2 separate regions of the Homo sapiens genome follow, and region 2 is linked to region 1. The links are chromatin loops, found by intact Hi-C in ENCODE. Cell type or tissue: heart left ventricle. All regions are shown on one strand. Each heading gives the region's core, and the rest is flanking DNA. Links, peaks and the distances in the headings are about the cores only. Region 1 holds the start of LOC124905109 (a long non-coding RNA gene). Region 2 holds the start of LOC105373015 (a long non-coding RNA gene).

Region 1 (9,647 bases), core at 2,386-7,385:
CCCCGTAGGAAATGTCACAGAAATCTGAGGCCAACAAACACCCAGTGAGAAATCAAGGGCAGCCACTGCCTCAACTGTCCTCTTCCCTATTGGGGTGATCATGGATCTTAAGGAACTTTTCAGGGGCTGGGGATCTTGGCCAACTCTCTCTCCATTAAACATAGCTAAGGAGTTCATGACAGGAGACAGGCAGGTGGGTGACAATTTAAAAATAAAGGAAAACAATAGCAAAGCACGCACTAGGTACTGCCGTGAGCAAGGATGCCTTCGAATGCTTAACCTGCATCCTATTTGGAATCCCAGCACTATTGGACATGTGCAGTAGGGTCTCCGTTTTGCAGATGACAAATTCAGGGTCAGAGAGGGCAGGTAAGTTGCCTGATATCACACAACTGGCCAGACCTTTCCAAATAGCCTCATCTGGCTCCTAAGCAGTCACAGAGATGGGCCCATGTTGGCCAACACCAGTGAAGACCCTTTGAGGTTGAATTTGTAGACTGTCTCCTAATACCCACAGTCCTGGAGCTGTGCTCTGAGGAGCTGGGGTCACTCATGGCACTGTTGCACACAAGGATATCTGACCTGGCTCCTGGGAACATTTTGCATCTGCCAGGCAAGGCCAAGGGAAACTCCTCCCGCATTTGCTTTTTGTAAAGGAGATTTTGGAGGGTTAAGTTTCCAGCCTCAACAGGCTTATCAGAGAAACTCCCTCTGCTACACAGTGAATCACAGAATAAAGTCAAACCAGCTGGCAACCCTGCTGTGCAGGGAGCCTGAACTTGATTCAGAATCCAGGGGATGAGCAGAGGGTAATGAGACTGGTGGGAGAAGGGGAAGCTAATGGGAAGGACTCATTTCTTGCTTTGTAGGGGCTGCTGCCAGACAGGGTGAGGAGGCACCCAAGACTGACAGCTTCTGCTTATGGATTTCAGCCACACAATGATATTTTGCTTCCCCAAGCACACCCTCAACGTGACCTATATTTGGGTGTAATAAAAATTGCATGCTGGGTGGATTTTCTTAGCAACACATGTTCTTCTGACCTTGCCTGCCAGTTCCTAGGCCCTAAGTGCACAAGGCAGCAGATCATACAGATGCACCCTCTGCCTCCATTCAACCAAGGTCAGTAGCCAACTGTGGGCCAGTCCCAGCGCTTCTCATGAGCCTTTGCACCAAACTCAGCCCAAGGAGATCCTGAGTAGCTGCTCTGGGTCAGTAGAGAATGTCTTTCTAGTTGGAGAAGCCAGCATCTCACCCATGGAGGTATTTTATTATCACTAGATTGCCAAAATGCTCTGCTCATCAAGAAATAAGAAGAGGGGGCTCCGTTTTCCTCCCATCACACCTGTTTCTCCCAGTTGCCCTCATTCAGAGGGCAAGTAGTACATTTCTCAGAACAGTATACAAATTCTCAGATCCAGCCCGATCAGCTCTGTTTCCCTCAATGCTGCCCCACTTGCCCCTGCCTTTCTCGTGCTTTCTCCAAGGCCCTGACTCCAGCCTCACCCTTCTACCTTGATGCACCAACTGGCCATCTTCCCAGTTTCCCATCTTTGGCTTTATTTCCTGAGCTCTCTCATCTTACCTCTGGCAGAGCTCAGCACAGACTGATAATTCAGTAATAAACCTTCAGTCTGGCATGTCCAAGACAGTTACCATGTAATCTAATTGGAGAGGGAAACCCTGGATGAATCTGTTTCATTGCTTCTCATTACCCATTACAATTGGATAATTTTGAGTCCTGAAGACTTTTCAATTCAGTTTAGTGGGCATATACTATACACCTATTATACACTTATTATACATCTACTAGATATGTGTATAGCACTGGGCTGGATGCCCTATGAGACAGATGATGGCACAGAATGTTGGTGCTCAGAGAAACCAGCAAAAGAAATTCTTAATACGTAACCTATGGAGCCCTGGGGTTATTACATGGATGGTTCCAAGTTCTCTAAAAACAAGACAGAAATTTTTATTTCATAAATTTCCCTCATGCTACGTTGTAAATTGCCTGTCTGGGAAAACATTTTTATGTCAAATTATATTGTTAAGGTACTGTTTTCCTCTTAACAAGTACTATAATCATGGTCATCATTTTATGGTATTTAGAATAGAATCTCAAAGTGATAGGAAAGAAGAAAACCTACTTGCAATTATGACTCCAACATGGCTGGTCTAAATCAGTCCTAGCTTGACCTTGAAAATGTCAGCAAAGCTCACCTTGCCCATACTTTCATCACCAAACACGGCAGAGCTCCAACGTGGCTGTCCTTTTGAATGACTGTGATCTTGCCACAGAAAGCTTAGAGCCAATCTAACTGAATTGTCACCTGACCTTTGCCCATTCTTAATCTAACATTGGACAGTATAAGTCACTGGAAAAAGAATGCTCAAAGCAAAGTCTACAGTGTTCTCCTGAATAGCAATGGCAACAACAATAACAATTAAAAAACAACACAGCAAGAATAATGGCTAACCTTCATTGAGTGCTGATTAAGTACCAGGCATTCTGCCAAGGACTATACATATCATAGTTCACTTAATTCTTTTAACACACACACACACACACACACACACCACATTAGATATTCTGTCATTCTTCACGTTTCAGATTTTTAAAAGACTAAGGCCTAGAAAGATTAAGTAGCTTTCCCAAGGCCACACAGCTGGGAAAGGGGAAACCAAGATGCAAATCTTTTTTCACCTACCTCAGAGGACAGCACTGTACCTCAAAGCTATAGCATCTTGCCCGCCACTCTCCTTAATCTTGGAGTAGTGGGTTCCTGTGTTCCATTATTGGGAGAGAAATTTACTGGTGAACAAATGGATGATATCTTGATGCTGTAGGTGACATGGAATGGCTGATGAAGCTAACGTGGTTGCCCTAGGCTGCTGTGGAGCTACGAACAGTTGTCTGTTCTCTTCAACCCATTGGTGGAGGCACCAATCCCATTTCCCGGTGCCAGCATCAGCTCCTCTATCTCCTATGGTGATCTATTTCCCAGACCACAGCACAACCAGCCCCCTCCCCTGCCCCAGAAGTAACTACATCAACCTACTACTGCCTCTAGCTGCATGTTTGGTGGGAATGATTCTTAACTTGAAAAAACTGCAATAATACTAAAACTTGTATTTGGCCCACCACAGAAGCCTTATCTGTAAGATGTAGAAGGTTCTATGGGAGAATTCTGTGACATTAACTGAAATGCTCTTCACCTGTATTTCACAACCCTGCCCTTCACCCCCTGCACCATGCCAACCAGCAGCAAAAACTTTCTGTATGTCCTACCCTCAGTGGAAAAGGATAATACAGCCTAAAACAAAACTCGACTGAGTTTTAGAATGCCAGTTTTACAGCCGTAACAGTGACAGCAGTCTTAACAGCCTTGAGAGAATACTCAAGAGCTGATCTTTGAAAAAAAGAAGGCATGGGCATTAAATAAATGATAAAGAAGCCTGAGAGGAGAGGTAACATATATGACATGGGCTAAGAAGAGGAGACAGGTTACCATACATTTGGAAGAGGGAAGTAAGAGAGTTGGTTATTGAAGTAAGTTCCAGAGGAAAGGACCACATTCTCACTCTTGCCCTTTCCACTTAAATCTGGAAAGGAGAGAGGATTCACAGAAACACCAAATGTCTTGGGGAGATCTCAGAGCATAAAATATCTGTATCTTCCCCTCCAGGGTCCCTTGGGGAGTCTGCAAACCTTGCAGAGAGGTTGTTCCCAGCAAGGCACAAGAGTGGTAGAGTTAACAATGGCAGAGGAAGGAGTCTTGATGGATGGGCCTGAAAGTGGCCTCACAGAATGGTGTCCCATGCACCCCAGTGGGGAAATGGGGGGAAAAGACACTAAGAGTTGCAAAGCGATTGAGGGGAGAGCAGAAGGGCTAAGAGATTGTAACTGGCCCAAAGGGGCCTGAGTTAGGATGAAGAAGAAACAGAAAGCATGGCCTATCAGTGGGAGACCACATAGTACCACAGACACCACAGAAGCAAATGTCAACACATGGTGATAGGGACCCACCTTCTTCAGATATTTCATCAGAGATCAGCACGAACAAAGGATGATCATGGACCAGATGCCCTATGCCCATCTGATTCCTGTCCCTTGAGGAGAAACAAAGGAAAAAGGAGAAGCTAAGCATCTTGAGTTAATTGTGTATTTGTCCCAAAGAGACTGAGTATTAAACTAGACTTGGCTGAGCATACTTGGTTTTGCAAGATTAAGTTTTTTGCCCTTATGGAATTGGAGGCATGAGAGCTAAGACACTGTTTTATACAGAAATAAAGCAAATTAACATCTTTACAAACCTGAGTTGGGGTTTTTGTGTTTTTGGTTGTTTGTTTGTTTGTTGAGGCGGAGTCCCGCTCTGTTGCCCAGGCTGGAGTGCAAAGGCGTGATCTCGGCTCACTGCAACCTCCACCTCCCGGGCTCAAGTGATTCTCTCGCCTCAGCCTCCCAAGTAGCTGGAATTACAGGCACCCACCACCACGCCCAGCCAATTTTTGTATTTTTAGTAGAGACAGGGTTTCACCATGTTGGCCAGGCTGCTCTCAAGCTCTTGATCTCAGGTGATCTGCCTGCTTCGGCCTCCCAAAGTGCTGGGATTACAGATGTGAGCCACTGAGCCCCGCCCAAACCTTAGTTTTGAGGACTGTTGTGACCATGAAAATTCAGCCCCCAACAAGTGCTCATGGAATTGCTAAGGAAAAATAAAAAGCACATAAACAGCTTCATTTTAGGGCATGGTCAAGCTACTTCGGGTCTTGGAACACTAGAAAAAAAAAATAGAAGCATCACTTCTGTTACACGGCATTCACTCCCAAGACATCAAATTTTCTCCAGTATTTTGAAATAGGTCATGGAATTGACAGCCATTTCTCTTCATCTTGCAGCAGTATGTAACTACTGATGTATTTCAATGAAGCTAATTCCTGGGTTTTTAATTTATTTTCACTTACACTATCAATGAAGAAGTCCTATTTTGCAAGTCCCATTGGGAATCTTCTCTTACCATCCACATGTTCACAATGATAAATGGTTTCATTGCCAAGCAATTTACTTAGAGGGAAAAAACGACACTCAGGGCACACACAAACGTAAGTATCTTCATTGCTTGGAAACACATCTGGGATAAGGGGGACCATTTTTCTCCCTCTCATAGCATTCCCACCTAGGCTTATAAATAGTAACATTTTCCCTCTCTTTCCACTTTTTTCTTTATTCCCATGATGGGAAAGGAAGTATCTAGCATTCAGTGATACAATTTTTCCCTACAGAGCAGAGGAAAAGAGTCTCTACCTAGCCCTCTTCCTTGTGTTTTTTTTTTTTTCTCTCTGGCATCCACCTACTCAAAACACACACACATTTTTAAGCTCCTGCAGGGGGACAGCTTCAATTCCAGATGATTACTTTCATTCTAGGAGAGGATTATAGAAAGTCTGTTCAGACTACAAATGCAAAATGGGTTCCCATTCTAACTTCACCAATAATTAAGCTGGTATTTGATCTGCCCCATTTGACCCCAGTGTACTTCTCTCAATTGGCTCTAAACTCAAAAGTGGGAGAAAGGTATAATATATTGGCCCCTTAACTCTTAAAAGGCTTTTGTGTTTTGCAAATATGGTAGATTAGAAAAATGGCCACAGATTAATCTCCTTCCCATATCCACAGCTTCACAAGGTAGTGTTTCTCACCAATAGTTGGAGTTTGGGTCCATGCCTTGAATGTGGGCTGACTAGTACCTTGCTTTGACCAGTAGGACAGGGGCAAAGGAACAAAAACAAATACTTGAAAAGTACTTGTTCTTGTTCTCACAGGCTTGCTCTCCGGCTATTCATGGAAGCCAGCCACCATGTGAACAAGCCCAGGCTAACCACCTGGAGGATAAGAAACCAACATGGAGAGTGAGCTCAGACATGCCAACAATCAAGACCAGGCTAGCTACTACAAACCAGCAGGCCCTTGCCAATCCACCAGCAGGAATGCAGATGCATGCACAAGCCCAGTTGAGATCAACTGAGCGCAGCTCAGACCAGAAGAACCATCAGCTGTGCCCAGCCCAAACCGCCAATCCACAAAATCATGAGCCAAATTAATGGCTGTTGCTTAAGCACTAAATTGTAAGAGAAGTGATACAGTGAAGAAAAAAGCATCAGATGACATTGCCCCTTGGTTGCTTTCTATATCGGTGTGCTCAAGTGTCAGATCCAGCTGATCAACCTCAGAGAACTTCCTGTTATCCTCTCCTTGAACCACCTTTTTAATACTTAATCAAGAAACAGGAGTAGAACTCAGAAGCCCTTATCTTGGGAGGCTCACCAGATTCTAGACACTAAGTCTTAAAGCACTCAATGGAACTTCTGGCATATAGTCACTATTATCATTATTGTTATTATTACTTTGCAGATTAAAATGCTCTTTCTCAGAATAATCTGACAGGGAGAAATTCTTGGTGGACATTTTTGGCAAGTTGGATAAAGTAGTGGTTTGAATTCAAGCCCGGCATTCACCGTTATGGACACTGCCAAAAAGTTCCTAGCATTTCAGCAATTTTCACTCTTCTGAAAGAACTAGGAGGTGGAAAATTATCCTGTTTCCCAGTCAAGAAAAAATGTTTTTGTAGACTGTTGTACACAGTGACAAAACCTTGTCTGTTTCTCCATAAGCAGAAATCTGTAGACACCAGGAAATATAGCAGAATTCTTCTGAGGTTTACTAGTGTGTAGACAGCCTTACGATTGAACTGGATTCATAATCCTTACCTTGCTGACACAGATGGCATCAAGAATGCAGAGCCAACCTCATTAACTCTAGGACAAAGGGGATTATACAAAATAAATTAAACTCAAAGAATCTTAGAGGATTCTGGGCCTCCTTGACACACATCTGACCTTGTGTGGCAAAGTGAGTTCTGGAAACAATAATGGGGTTTGTTACTTACCTTTCTGAGTCACAGTTTGGGGACTTGTTGCCAAAAAAACAATGTTGAAATGATTAGATTGCTGAAATGATGCTGTCATGCAAAGACAGCTCCAACATTTCTATTTCTTTTTTAAGTCAAACAACAGCAGGCTCCTCACTGAAATGTTACTTTTCAGCAGAATTTCAATTTACATTTTTCATTCATTTGCAAAATTTGGATTTATTGCTTTTTTAAGGAAGAAAGCAGTAATATTTTGTGGAGGAAGGCAGGAAATGAGACAAATAATTTTTTGTAAGACTTGTTTGTATGGTCTGTCCATATGAAAAAAATGAAATTCCCATGCAATAAAATAAATTACAAGCAAAAGTTTGTTGGTATATAGTTCCATGTATGTTTCTGCAGAGAGAAATGATAGCTTTTTATCAGTTGATCAGAAGGGGGGGAAAAGGATTAAAAATATTTATCAGAAAGAGGAAATGGGCAATAATATAGCAGTTAAAAAATGTGTTCAGGAGCCAGCTTTTTTTACTTTTTGCCACTTACTAGTAGAGTGATTTAGGAAAATAAAAATATGTCTGAGTTGTTTTAGTAAGAATGTGGCTAATAATGCTTATCCAATAGGGGAGTTGTAAAAATTTGATCAGATCAGATATATAACTGGGATATAGTAGGCACTCAGTAAACAACAATGTACTTTCTGTCCTCTAATTGAGCCCCTTGTGTTGTATTTAAAATCTCTCACAATCCAAACCCAACACAAATTCTCAAGAGTTTCATCTATCAACACTCTATATGTTTTTGTCATATATCCCAGCAGCCCTGGCCTGCTATGTGGTTTCTGTCAACTTCCCTAACCCCTTCTTACCAGTAAAATAGGTATCTACCTCATGGAATCACCATGAGGATCAAATGACATTATATATACAAAGAACTTGGACCAGGGCAGAGTGTATGATAAGCACTCAATAAATATTAACTAAATATTACACTTATTATCCTCATCATCATTATTAGGTACCACACCCTGACCTCTCCTTTCTCTGTATCATCATAGATGACACTTTATTTTTCTCGGCTTTCCTACATCCTGCTCATGTGTAAGTCTCAATTCACTGATCCCTCCCAGGAATGGCTGAGCCACCATGCCCCCTGATCCATGTGCCTCTCCTATCTCACATACCATATCACTCTATGGTTCCCTGCTCATCTGTCTGTCCCTCTAGCTAGTCTGTGAGCTTCTAAGGGCAAGAATGGTGCTTTGTTCATCTCTGTACTGCCAGGGCCCAGCACACAGCCTGGCTTATGGCAACTGTTCAGTGAATAATGGTGCAATTGAGAGAAAGAATAAATGTATGGATTCTATCTCCTTCCAAACAAGCATAGCTCTTATTTAATTTCTTCATTTATTTTAACTATTTTAGTTTTTGGTGGAAAAAAATGATTTAAACTGGTGTCTTAATCCATCCATTCAGGTTGTTAATAACAAAATACCATCGACTGGGTGGCTTATAGACCACAGAAATTTATTTTTTACAGTTCTGGGAAGTCCAAGGTAAAGACAGAAGAATAGTTGGTGTCTGGTGAGGACTTTCTTCCTGGCTCATAGATGGTGCCTCCTCACTGTGTCCTCACATGGTGGAAGAGACTAGTCAGCTCTCTGGTGTCTCTTTTAAGAGCACTAATTCTATTTATGAGGGCTGTAATCTCATGACCTAATCATTTACCAAAGACTTCACCTTTTGATACCATCACTGATATGGTTAGGCTTTGTGTCCCCACCCAAATCTCATCTTGAATTGTAAGCCCCATAATCCCCATAATGTCCACGTGTCAAGGGAGAGACCAAGGGAAGGTAACTGAATCATGGAGAAAGTTTCCCCCATGCTGTTCTCATGATACTGAGTGAGTTCTCACAATATCTGATGGTTTTATGAGACTCTTTTCCCTTCACTTGGCACTTCTTTTTCCTGTCACCTTGTGAGGAAGGTGCCTTGCTTCCCTTTCACCTTCCACCATGATTGTAAGTTTCCTGAGGCCTCCCCAGCCATGCTGAACTGTGAGTCAATTAAACCTCTTTCCTTTATAAATTACCTAGTCTTAGGCAGTTCTTTATAGCAGTATGTAAACAGACTAATACAGTAAATTAGTACCACAGAGAGTCGGGTGCTGCTATAAAGATACCCAAAAATGTTGAAGCAACTTTGAAACTGGGTAACAGGCAGAGGTTGGAACAGTGAGAAAGTTTGTAACTTCCTAGCAACTTGTTGAATTCCTTTGACCAAAATGCTGGTAGTGAAATGGATGATGAAGTCCAGGCTGAGGTGGTCTCAGACAAAGATTAGGAACTTCTTGATAACTGGAATACAGGTGATTATTGCTATGCTTTAGCAAAGAGACTGGCAGCATTTTGACCCTGCCTTAGAGATCTCTGGAAATTTAAACTTGAGACAGATAATTTAGGGTATCTGGCAGAAGAAATTTATAAGCAGCAAAATGTTCAAAAGGTGACTTGGGTGCTCTTAAAAGCATTCAGTTTTATGCATTCCAAAAGAGATGGTTTGGAATTGGAACTTATGTTTAAAAGGCAAGCAGAGCACAAAAGTTTGGAAAATTTGCAGCCTGACAATACAATAGAAAAGAAAAAAACATTTTCTGAGGAGAAATTCAAGCCAGCTTCAGAAATTTGCATAAGTAATCAGGAACCAAATGTTAATT
Region 2 (9,647 bases), core at 2,967-7,966, 69 kb after region 1:
ATTTTATTTGACCTCAAGAACACCATGTGAGTGCAGTCCTGTTATCCCCTTCCAAGTGATGCAACTGCTCTGATAGACAGCAAATAATTTGCTGATGGTCTCACAACTTCTAAGTGATAGAGGTAGTATTTAGTCCAAGGTTGATTCAAAAATTGGTGCTCTATTCACAATAGCAAAGACATGGAATCAACCTAGGTGCTCATCAATGGTGGACTAGATAAAGAAAATGTGGTACATATACACCATGGAATACTGTACAGCCATAAAAAAGAATGAGCTCATGTCCTTTGCAGCAACATGGATGCAGATTGAGGCCATTATCCTAATTGAATGAATGCAGACACAGAAAACCAAATGCCACATGTTCTCACTTAGAAGTGGGAGCTAAATATTGTGTACACATGGATATAAAGACAAGAACAATAGACACTACAGACTCCAAATGGAGGAGGGCTGAAGCGGGCAAGGGTTGAAAAACTACCTACTGGTTACTATGCTCACTATTTGGGTGATGGGTTCAATTCAAGCCCAAACCTCAGCATCACACAATATATCCATGTAGCAAATCTGCACATGTACCCTCTGAATCTAAATTTTATTTCTAGCAGTACTTTTCCCACTCTGCCACCCTGGGAGAAAGACTGACGAGGTACAATGAGCACTACAAGGTGTCCCAGGCACAAGGTCCCTGACCTGGCTCCGCCCCTCACCAGGTGAGGACCTTAGGTCAGTGACTTTCCTTTTGTGTGCCTCAGTTTTCTCATCTTCGAAAGGAATAGTAATGAGGTTCCTAACCTCATTATGCTTCTGTAGGGACACAGAAAGTAAGGTGCTGGCAACTGTTCTTGTTACAGTACTAACAATCATGGCAGGCCTCCTGGAGGAGTGGAAAGCAGTGCACTATGGACTGAACTGTGTCCTCCCCTCCCCCAAATCCATATGTTGCAGCCCTAACCCCCAATGAGGCTGTATTTGGAGATGGGGCTTTTAGGGGGTAATTAAGGTTGAATGAGGTGATAAGAGTGGGGTTTGGATCCAATAGGACTGGTGTCCTTATAAGAAGAGACACCTGGGCCAGGCACAGTGGCTCATGCCTGTAATCCCAGCACTTTGGGAGGCCAAGACAGGTGGATCACCTAAGGTCAGGAGTTCAAGACCAGCCTGACCAACATAGTGAAAACCCATCTCTACAAAACTACAAAAATTAGCCGGGCATGATGGCATTTGCCTGTAATCCCAGCTACTCGGGAGGCTGAGGCAGGATAGTGACTGGAACTGGGAGGTGGAGGTTGCAGTGAGCCGAGATCACACCATTGCACTCCAGCCTGGGCGACACAGTGAGACTTCGACTCAAAAAATAAAAAGAAGAGACACCAGAGAGCTCACTCATCCTCCTCTCTCTGCATGCTCTGAGGAAGAGCCATGTGAGGCCAAAGCGGCCATCTACAAACTAGGAAGAGGGCCCTCGCCAGGAAACAAATCAGCTGGCACCTTAATCTTAGACCTTCTTGCCTCCAAGAATTAAGAGAAAATTAATTTCTGTTATTTAAGCCACCCAGTCTATAGTGTCTTGTTATGGCAGGCCCAGCGGCTAATACACAGTTCCAAGCTGCGCTTCCTCTCTCATTGCCCAGACTTTCCAGACAGGACTTTCTGCCTCCTGCTCTCTGAGGGCCCTCCCCCTCTAAACATGCAAATGTACTCACTCAGTTCCCAGGAAATGCGAAGCAGACAGCCCTGGAATTCAAAACAGCCTGCAGACTGCAGCCTCTTATTTTAATGATTCTAATTTATCTCCAGAATTATCAATAATAAATCAAACTAAGTGGAACTAAAACAACTTTCCCTGTGGCTGTGTCATGTTCTGTTGGAAAAGACGACCCCTTCAAAAGGCTGTGTTGATCACCAGCTCCTCCATCTGCCCAGCGAGCAGGTTCCCTGAAAAGGTGCTCAGTGACTTTCCTCCATGGAGAAAGACGTTTTCCATTTGTGCCTAACCAGCCATGCACAGTTTCAGGAGCACCACATATAACCCTCATTTAATTTAAGCTTATGGGTTAGGAATGAGTATGACCTCATTATACTAACGGGAAAACTGAGGCACAGAGGGGTTCAGTGAACCTTTCAAAGTCACAGAGCGGGGATACTAACCCAGCCCTCCCTAGCCCCAGTCCCACGTTCCCTCCCATGAAAAAGTTGCCTCTGAGCTGCAGATATCAGCTTGGTACCCTGGAAAAGGCTCAGGCTTTGGAATTCAGCATCTGGGTCTGAGTTCCTCCTCTGCCTTTAATGATGGGTAAGCATTCAGGGAAGTAGCTGAGTCTCACTGAGCTTCCTTTCCCATCTCTAAAAGTGGCAGCTTATCATGCTTAAAGGACAACCATGTAAGTAACTCCAGAGAGCCCCTAGAACAAAGAACACAGGAACAGCGTCCCTGGAGGTGATCCGTGGGGTGGTGGGGAATACATCCCTCAGCAGGTTGTAGGAAGACTGAATTAATAGTGGCAAATCACAAAGTAAAGTGCCTGTGACTTAATCAATAATCACAATTATCATTATTTATTATGATGTTTGTCTGGATTCTTGCCGATATTCACAAGCTGAACTTCAGGTGTAATAAGAACGGCATTGACGTACCACCTCCTGCTTAGCCAGTGGAATAATTGTAAATTATGGTCAGTAAAGGGGAATGTTCTTGAAACCATGGGAATTCAAAAGTACATCATCCAGCCTGAATGACTACTTTGGAAAATAAGGAAGATGAGGTCAAAGAAGTTGTAAAATTGTTGGAGGTCACACAAGCACCGTCTGGTGGAATCATGGTGAGAAGACGGGTCTCTCCTGTCCCTCAGCATCTTCCTTCCTGGACTTCCTCCCCAACAGAATAACAGCTCTGGTCTGTTGCACCACACTATGCAGTTGAAATGTTGCTTTCACCGATATTACTACTTTTTGGTCCTTGTTACATGTTGAATTATGTCCCCCAGAAAGAGATTTTGAAGTTCTAACCTCCTGTAGCGGTGTATTCCCCGCTACCCCCCACGGATCACCTCCAGGGGTGCTGTTCCTGTGTTCTCTCTTTTGGGAGCTCTTGGGAGTTACTTAGACGGTGGTGCTTTAATAATTATAAGCTGCCCTTTTTAGAGATGGGAAAGGAAGCTCACCCAGACTCAGCTACTTCCCTGAACACCTACCCATCGTTAAAGGCAGAGGAGAAACTCAGACCCAGATGTTGAACTCTTATTTGGAAATAGAATCTTTATAGCTGTAATCAACTTATGACAAGTCACACTAGAGTAGGGTAGACCCTAAATCCAGTATGACTGGTGGCCTGGAGAAGAGATGACAAAGGCAGAGATTGGAGTGCTGGGTCTGTAAACCAAGGGATGCCAAGGATTGCCAGCAACACCAGAAGTGAGGAGAAAGACGTGGAGCAGCTTCTCCTCATAGACCTTTAGAGAGAGCACAGCCCTGCTGACCCCTTGATTGCTGACCCCTTGATTTCTGACCCCAGCCTCCAGAAGTGTTTGAGAAGAAATTTCTGTGGCTTGAGGCCACCTGGTTTGTGGTACTTTGTTACAGCACCCCTAGCAAACTAATACAGTCCCCCCAAGCAGACACTGGAATAATGTTCCCTGCTTTTTCAGGCAAGAGTCCAATCTCAGAAGGTATGAATGGCTAAGACGTCACCAAACCCTCCTACCTCACTGCTCTCCAATCGCACTGGCCTCTTTCTCTTCCTCAAAGTCACCAGGGCCTTGGCACTTGATCCTCCTGTTGGGAACTGTGTTAGCCTGTTCTTCCTTTGCTATAAAGAAATACATGAGACTGGGTAACTTATAAAGAAAAGAGATTTAAATGGCTCATGGTTCTGCAGGCTATACAGAAAGCATTGTACTGGCATCTGCTCAGCTTCTATGGAGGTTTAGGAAGCTTCCAATCATGGTGGAATGTGAAGGGGGAGCAGGCACATCACATGGCCAGAGCAGGAGCAAGAGCATGGGTGGGGGGAGATACCACACCCTTTTAAACAATCAGATCTCACAAGGCCTCACTATCATGAGGACAGCACCAAGGGGATGAGGTTAAACCATTCATGAGAAATTCATCCCCATGATCCAATCACCTCCCACCAGGCCCCACCTCCAATGCTGGGGATTACAATTCAACATGAGATTTGAGCAGGGACAAATATACAAACTGTATCAGGAACACTCTTCCCAGACCTTGAAGTCAGCTGCCTCCTCCTTCCCCACCCCAGGCCTTTATCCAACATTACTCTTCAAAGAGGTCTCCCTCCCCCACCACTACCCACCTCAGTCCCTCTCTTTATATGATGCCCTCTCCTTCTTCATCCCTCTCAAGGCACCAGAGTGCTTATCACTTGGATATATGTTGATTATCTCTCTCCCTCCGCAAAAATATTTGCTTCTTTGAGGAACTGGAATTCTGTCTGTCTCTTTCTTTCCTGTCTTTTTAGATGGGAGCACATAACTGATGCTCAGTAAGTACCTGTTAATAGACTGGAAAGAGCAGGAGCTTTGAGATCAAACCTGTGTTCATAATTTAACTTCACCTTTTTTACTTTGGTGACTTTATTCGTGTTCTTAAACCTTCCTGGTGCTCAGTGTCCTTGTCTATCAAGTAAGAACAATAATAGACAACATCTACTGAGCTTTTCTTTGTGCCAGGTGCTGTCCTAAGCATTCGAAAGGCATGAATGCATTTAAACTTCACAAAAACCATATGGTAGAGGTACAGTTGTTATGCCCATTTTACAGTAGAAGAAACAGACAGAGAAGCTGAGTAACATCCCCAACATTCACACACTGCACTGGAATTTGACTTCTTCTTTGACCAGAATGCCTGCACTTAAGCATTAGGATTTGCTCTTCCAACAGTGCCAAGGATTTTTATCTCATTAGGCGGTAGTGAGGACTGGAAATGATTCATGTACAGTACTGAGTGTGGCCCCTAGCATATAATTCGAGATCAACTTATAAAACTCATCAAAGTGTTGCTGACATTTTGCAACTCTTGTTACAACACTCAAATCCAGTGTCTTGTTACTCTTGTTTTCTACTTTCTTCAGTGGTTCATTAATCAGTGCTCCACCCTTTATTTTACCCTATGTGCTAGCCATTGGAATCCACAGGCAAATTTTGGTACTGCAATTGGCCCAACAGGGGACTGGGAGAGATTCCTCTATCTCGGATTCAACAGAGCTCAGTTTTGTTCAACAAACTCCCTTTGAGCCCCTAATTATGTCCCAGGCACCGCAGCAACCAGGGCACAGGGAACAGGCCTTCAACTCCAGCCTGCCAATATTTAATTTTCCAGCTTCACATTCTAACCCAGGTTTGCACAAGAAGAAAGAAAGCCCGATCATGAGAGCATCGGCAGTAGACACTACCCCCGATTTTTTTTTTTTTTTTTTTTTTTTTTTGGAGACAGAGCCTTGCTCTGTCACCCAGGCTGGAGTGCAGTGGCATAATCTCAGCTCATTGCAACCTCTGCCTTCTGGGTTCAAGTGATTCTCCTGCCACAGCCTCCCAAGTAGCTGGGATTAAAGGCGTGTGCCACCACGCCAGGCTAATTTTTGTATTTTTAGTAGAGACGGGGTTTCATCATGTTGGCCAGGCTGGTCTCGAACTCCTGACCTCAAGTGATCTGCCCACCTCAGTCTCCCAAAGTGCTGGGATTAAAGGCATGACCAACTTTATGACATGAGGGACAAGCATTAGACAGAAATCAGAAGACTTGGGCTCCAATCCTCAGTAGATAGGATGGGCTGGTAGGTAAACAAGGGCTTTACAGTCAGACACACATGGGTTAAAATCCAAATCTGCTAACTGGCCACATGATTTCTGAGCTCTTTAAGCTCGCTGAGCCTGTTTCTTCATTGTAAAATAGGAGCCACAGTATTGCCCATTTTGCAGGACTTTCTAAAGGATTACATGTAACATACATGTAGTACGTACTTAATAAACGGTGGCTACTATTACTACTCTTATTACCAGTGGTATCATCTTGAGTAAGTCAATTACTCATAATTACTCTCTTTGAGGTCTGGCCTCTCATCTATAAAACAAGGTTAATAATCCTCATTCTTAAAGAGATGTTGGGATAACTTAATAAAACACGTATGTTAAAAGCCATACCATAGAGGTGGTGGTTGCACAACATTGAGAATGTACTTCAATATCTGCACAGGCCTGGTGCTGGCAGTGCCCTTTGTACTGAGGTGTTGGAGCAGGACAACAGTGAAGTTCATTAGGAATGCAACCCAGGGTGGGCTGCTGGGGTCCATCCTGTCTGAGGGGCCAGGAGTGGAGCCCACACTCACTCAAGTCCCACTTTGGGGCAAGCCTGAGCGCCCAGCTGTTCTGTGGAGGCACAGACACTCGCCCTCAACAAGAAAACCATTTCAGAATCATTTCTTGAATGACCCAGAAAGGCCACTGTGCCAGTCTGTCCATTTCATTTTAACAGGAAATAATCAGGTACTTTTCCTGGCTTGGAGCAAGAATGGATCCTCTTTACTGTATTTAAAAAAAAAAAAAAAAAAAAAAAAAAAAAAAAAGGCCAGGCGCGGTGGCTCACGCCTGTAATCCCAGTACTTTGGGAGGCCGAGGTGGGCAGATCACGAGGTCAGGAGATCGAGACCGTCCTGGCTAACATGGTGAAATCCCGTCTGTACTAAAAATGCAAAAAATTAGCCAGGCGTGGTGGTGAGCGCCTGTAGTTCCCAGCTACTCGGGAGGCTGAGGCAGGAGAATGGCGTGAAACCTAGGAGGCAGAGCTTGCAGTGAGCCAAGATCACACCACTCCACTCCAGCCTGGGCAACAGAGCGAGACTCTGTCTCAAAAACAAACAAACAAAAAAAACACTCATGGACACAGGGAGGGGAACATCACACACACACAGAGGCCTGTTGGGGGGATGGGGGCCAAGGGGAAGGAGAGCATTAGGACAAATACCTAATACATGCGGGGCTTAAAACCTAGATGACGGGTTGATAGGTGCAGCAAACTACCACGGCACATGTGTACCTATGTCACAAACCTGCACGTTCTGCACACATATCCCAGAACTTAAAGTAAAATAAAAAATAAAAATAAAAAAGAGAAAGAGAGTGAATGTACTTAACGCCACTGAATTATACACTTAAAAATGGTTAAAATGGTAAATTTTGTTATATATATTTTACCACAATGAAAAAACTGAAAATTAGAAAAACCAACAAAATAAGCCATTCCAGTTGGGATTCCTATTTATAAACAACAGAGCCCACTCTAGCTAGTTTAGCAGAAAGTGAATTTATGAGAATGTCAGGGCACTCACAGATCTCCAAGTGGGTCAGGAATCAGTCTCAGAGGCTGTGCAGCCAGGACCTGCCTCAGTAAAAGCTCCACAATGTCACAAGGGCACTAACCCCACACAGCTCAGCTTGGCTGGAGCCTCAGCCAAGCAGGACACGCCTGCCATCACCGTCACTGAGTGGATTCTGCATGGCTCCTGTTCCTTCACTTCACTCCACTCCCTTGAAAGTCCAGGTTTTGGCCGGGCGCGGTGGCTCACGCCTATAATCCCAGCACTTTGGGAGGCCAAGGTGGGCGGATCACCAGGTCAGGAGATCGAGACCATCCTGGCTAACACTGTGAAACCCCGTCTCTACTAAAAAATACAAAAATTTAGCCGGGCGTGGTGGCGGGCACCTGTAGTCCGAGCTACTCGGGAGGCTGAGGCAGGAGAGTGGCGTGAACCCGGGAGGCGGAGCTTGCAGTGAGCTGAGATCGCACCACTGCACTCCAGCCTGGGCAACAGAGTGAGACTCCATCTCAAAAATTAAAAAGAAAGTCCAGGTTTTGCACAGACCTGGACTTTCTAACTGCACTTGCTTTCCGTGTTGTCATGATCAAGGTCATATGCCAGGACTATGGTTGCAAGGAAAGCAAGTCAATGTACCATGTCTTAGGATGCATGAACTTCCGTGGTGGGGAATTCCCAAGTATAAGGAAAGTGTGCACAGATACTGTGCCACCAAAAGTCCCCTAAAAGTCCATTTCAGGGGCTTTGAAACCCAAGCTGACTTGGGTTTTAATACCAGCTCTAGTAATCGCAGGCCATATAATTTGCAGCAAATAATCTCTCTGATTCTCAGTTTCCTCATCATGAGAGAGGAGTATTAACACCTACTTTCAGAGATTTTATTCAAATCTTGAAAATAATACATCCAAAATTACAGCATATTATAGGTCCTTCCTCCACACGCCCAACAAACGCAATTGAGCAATTGGACAGGAAAACTTTTTGACAACGTACCACCATGAATGGCCTTAATGCTGGCGATCTCTGCCATGGGATATTGTCTTTTCCATGAACATGCCAGACACCATCTTCATAAAAAGAAAGTCAATCTTGACGTGTCTTAGTCCATCTGTGCTGCTATAACAAAAATACCTTAAAATAGGTGGCTTATAAACAACAGAAATATATTTTTCACAATTCTAGAGCCTGGGGAGTCCAAGGTGAAGACAGTGGAACATTTCATGTCTGGTGAAGGTCCATTCCCTGTAGACGGCACTTTCTCACTGTAACCTCACATGGCAGAAGGAGTGAGGTAGCTCTCTGGGGTCTCTTTTGTAACAGCACTAATCTGACAGCCTTCATGACTCAGTCACCTCCCAAAGACACTACGTCCTAATACCATCACCTTGAGGGTTAGAATTTTGATACACGAATTTGAGGAGAACACAAACCTCTAGACAATAGCATGAGGCAACTTGCAGACTTCCCGCTGAATAAGACCATGGCAGACACAAAAAAGACCCCAGTTCCAGGGGAGAGAATAGCCTAGCTGAGGGTGAGGGCTGAGCAATAGGAAGCTCTTCCATTGCAGGGGCATGTGCCTATGCATGGCCTGGAAGAGAAGAAATGCAGCATGCATGTCCCAGCAAAGGGACATATGACATAACCTCAATTAAGTGCCAGAGGTCACACAGTCCAGCCTTGGAATGGTCTTTTTGTTTATTTGTTTTTTGTGTTTTTGAGACAGAGTCTCACTCTGTCGCCCAGGCTGAAGTGCAGTGGCACAATCTCGGCTCACAGCAAGCTCCGCCTCCCGGGTTCACACCATTCTCCTGCCTCAGCCTCCCGAGTAGCTGGGACTACAGGTGCCCGCCACCACGCCCAGCTAATTTTTTTGTATTTTTAGTAGAGATGGGGTTTCACCATGTTAGCCAGGATGGTCTCAATCTCCTGACCTCATGATCCGCCCACCTCAGCCTCCCAAAGTGCTGGGATTACAGATGTGAGCCACCGCACCTGGCCTGGTATGGTCTTTTAATGAGTCCTGCATCAGAAGTATTTCCAATCTGTATCTGAATCTTCCAAAATACATTGCAGAAGACCCAAATCCTAATACATAGCCACACTCTTTATAGTTCTTATTTCCCATTCCTCCCAGTCTCCAATTCTCTCATCCTCAGCAGCTGCCCCAAAGCCTCTTTCCTTCTCTCACTGCTCTACCTCGAGATTCCTCCTGAAATCACAGCAGGGGCTCTCATTTTTCTACCCTTTTCCACACTAATTTTCTTTTCCTTTCTCCTTTACAAACCGAATCTACCCAGACTAGCACCTCCGT

What was found. Hi-C counts contacts between places; a loop is a spot of excess contacts. Peaks named below come from ENCODE experiments on the same cell type or tissue, not always from the same donor. Only the 100,000 strongest peaks of a DNase experiment are listed, where the experiment ranks them.
Region 2: it touches region 1 in a loop (2.5-fold over the local background); 2 of 110 quality-filtered maps call a loop at or near these places.

The regions. Positions count from the first base shown.
Region 1 is chr22:34,880,111-34,889,757 of GRCh38, forward strand. All of the region lies in intron 3 of LINC02885 (long intergenic non-protein coding RNA 2885), which reads right to left. LOC124905109 (a long non-coding RNA gene) reads right to left here and starts at 4,115. Exons shown (of 2, transcript XR_007068083.1): 1 at 4,031-4,115. In heart left ventricle, for the core only: no CTCF peak of the experiment used is centred there; no DNase peak of the experiment used is centred there.
Region 2 is chr22:34,948,988-34,958,634 of GRCh38, forward strand. The region is part of intron 1 of LINC02885 (long intergenic non-protein coding RNA 2885); the gene reads right to left. LOC105373015 (a long non-coding RNA gene) reads right to left here and starts at 3,795. Exons shown (of 3, transcript XR_938205.1): 1 at 3,704-3,795. RefSeq lists enhancers at 857-1,358, 1,359-1,858. In heart left ventricle, for the core only: no CTCF peak of the experiment used is centred there; no DNase peak of the experiment used is centred there.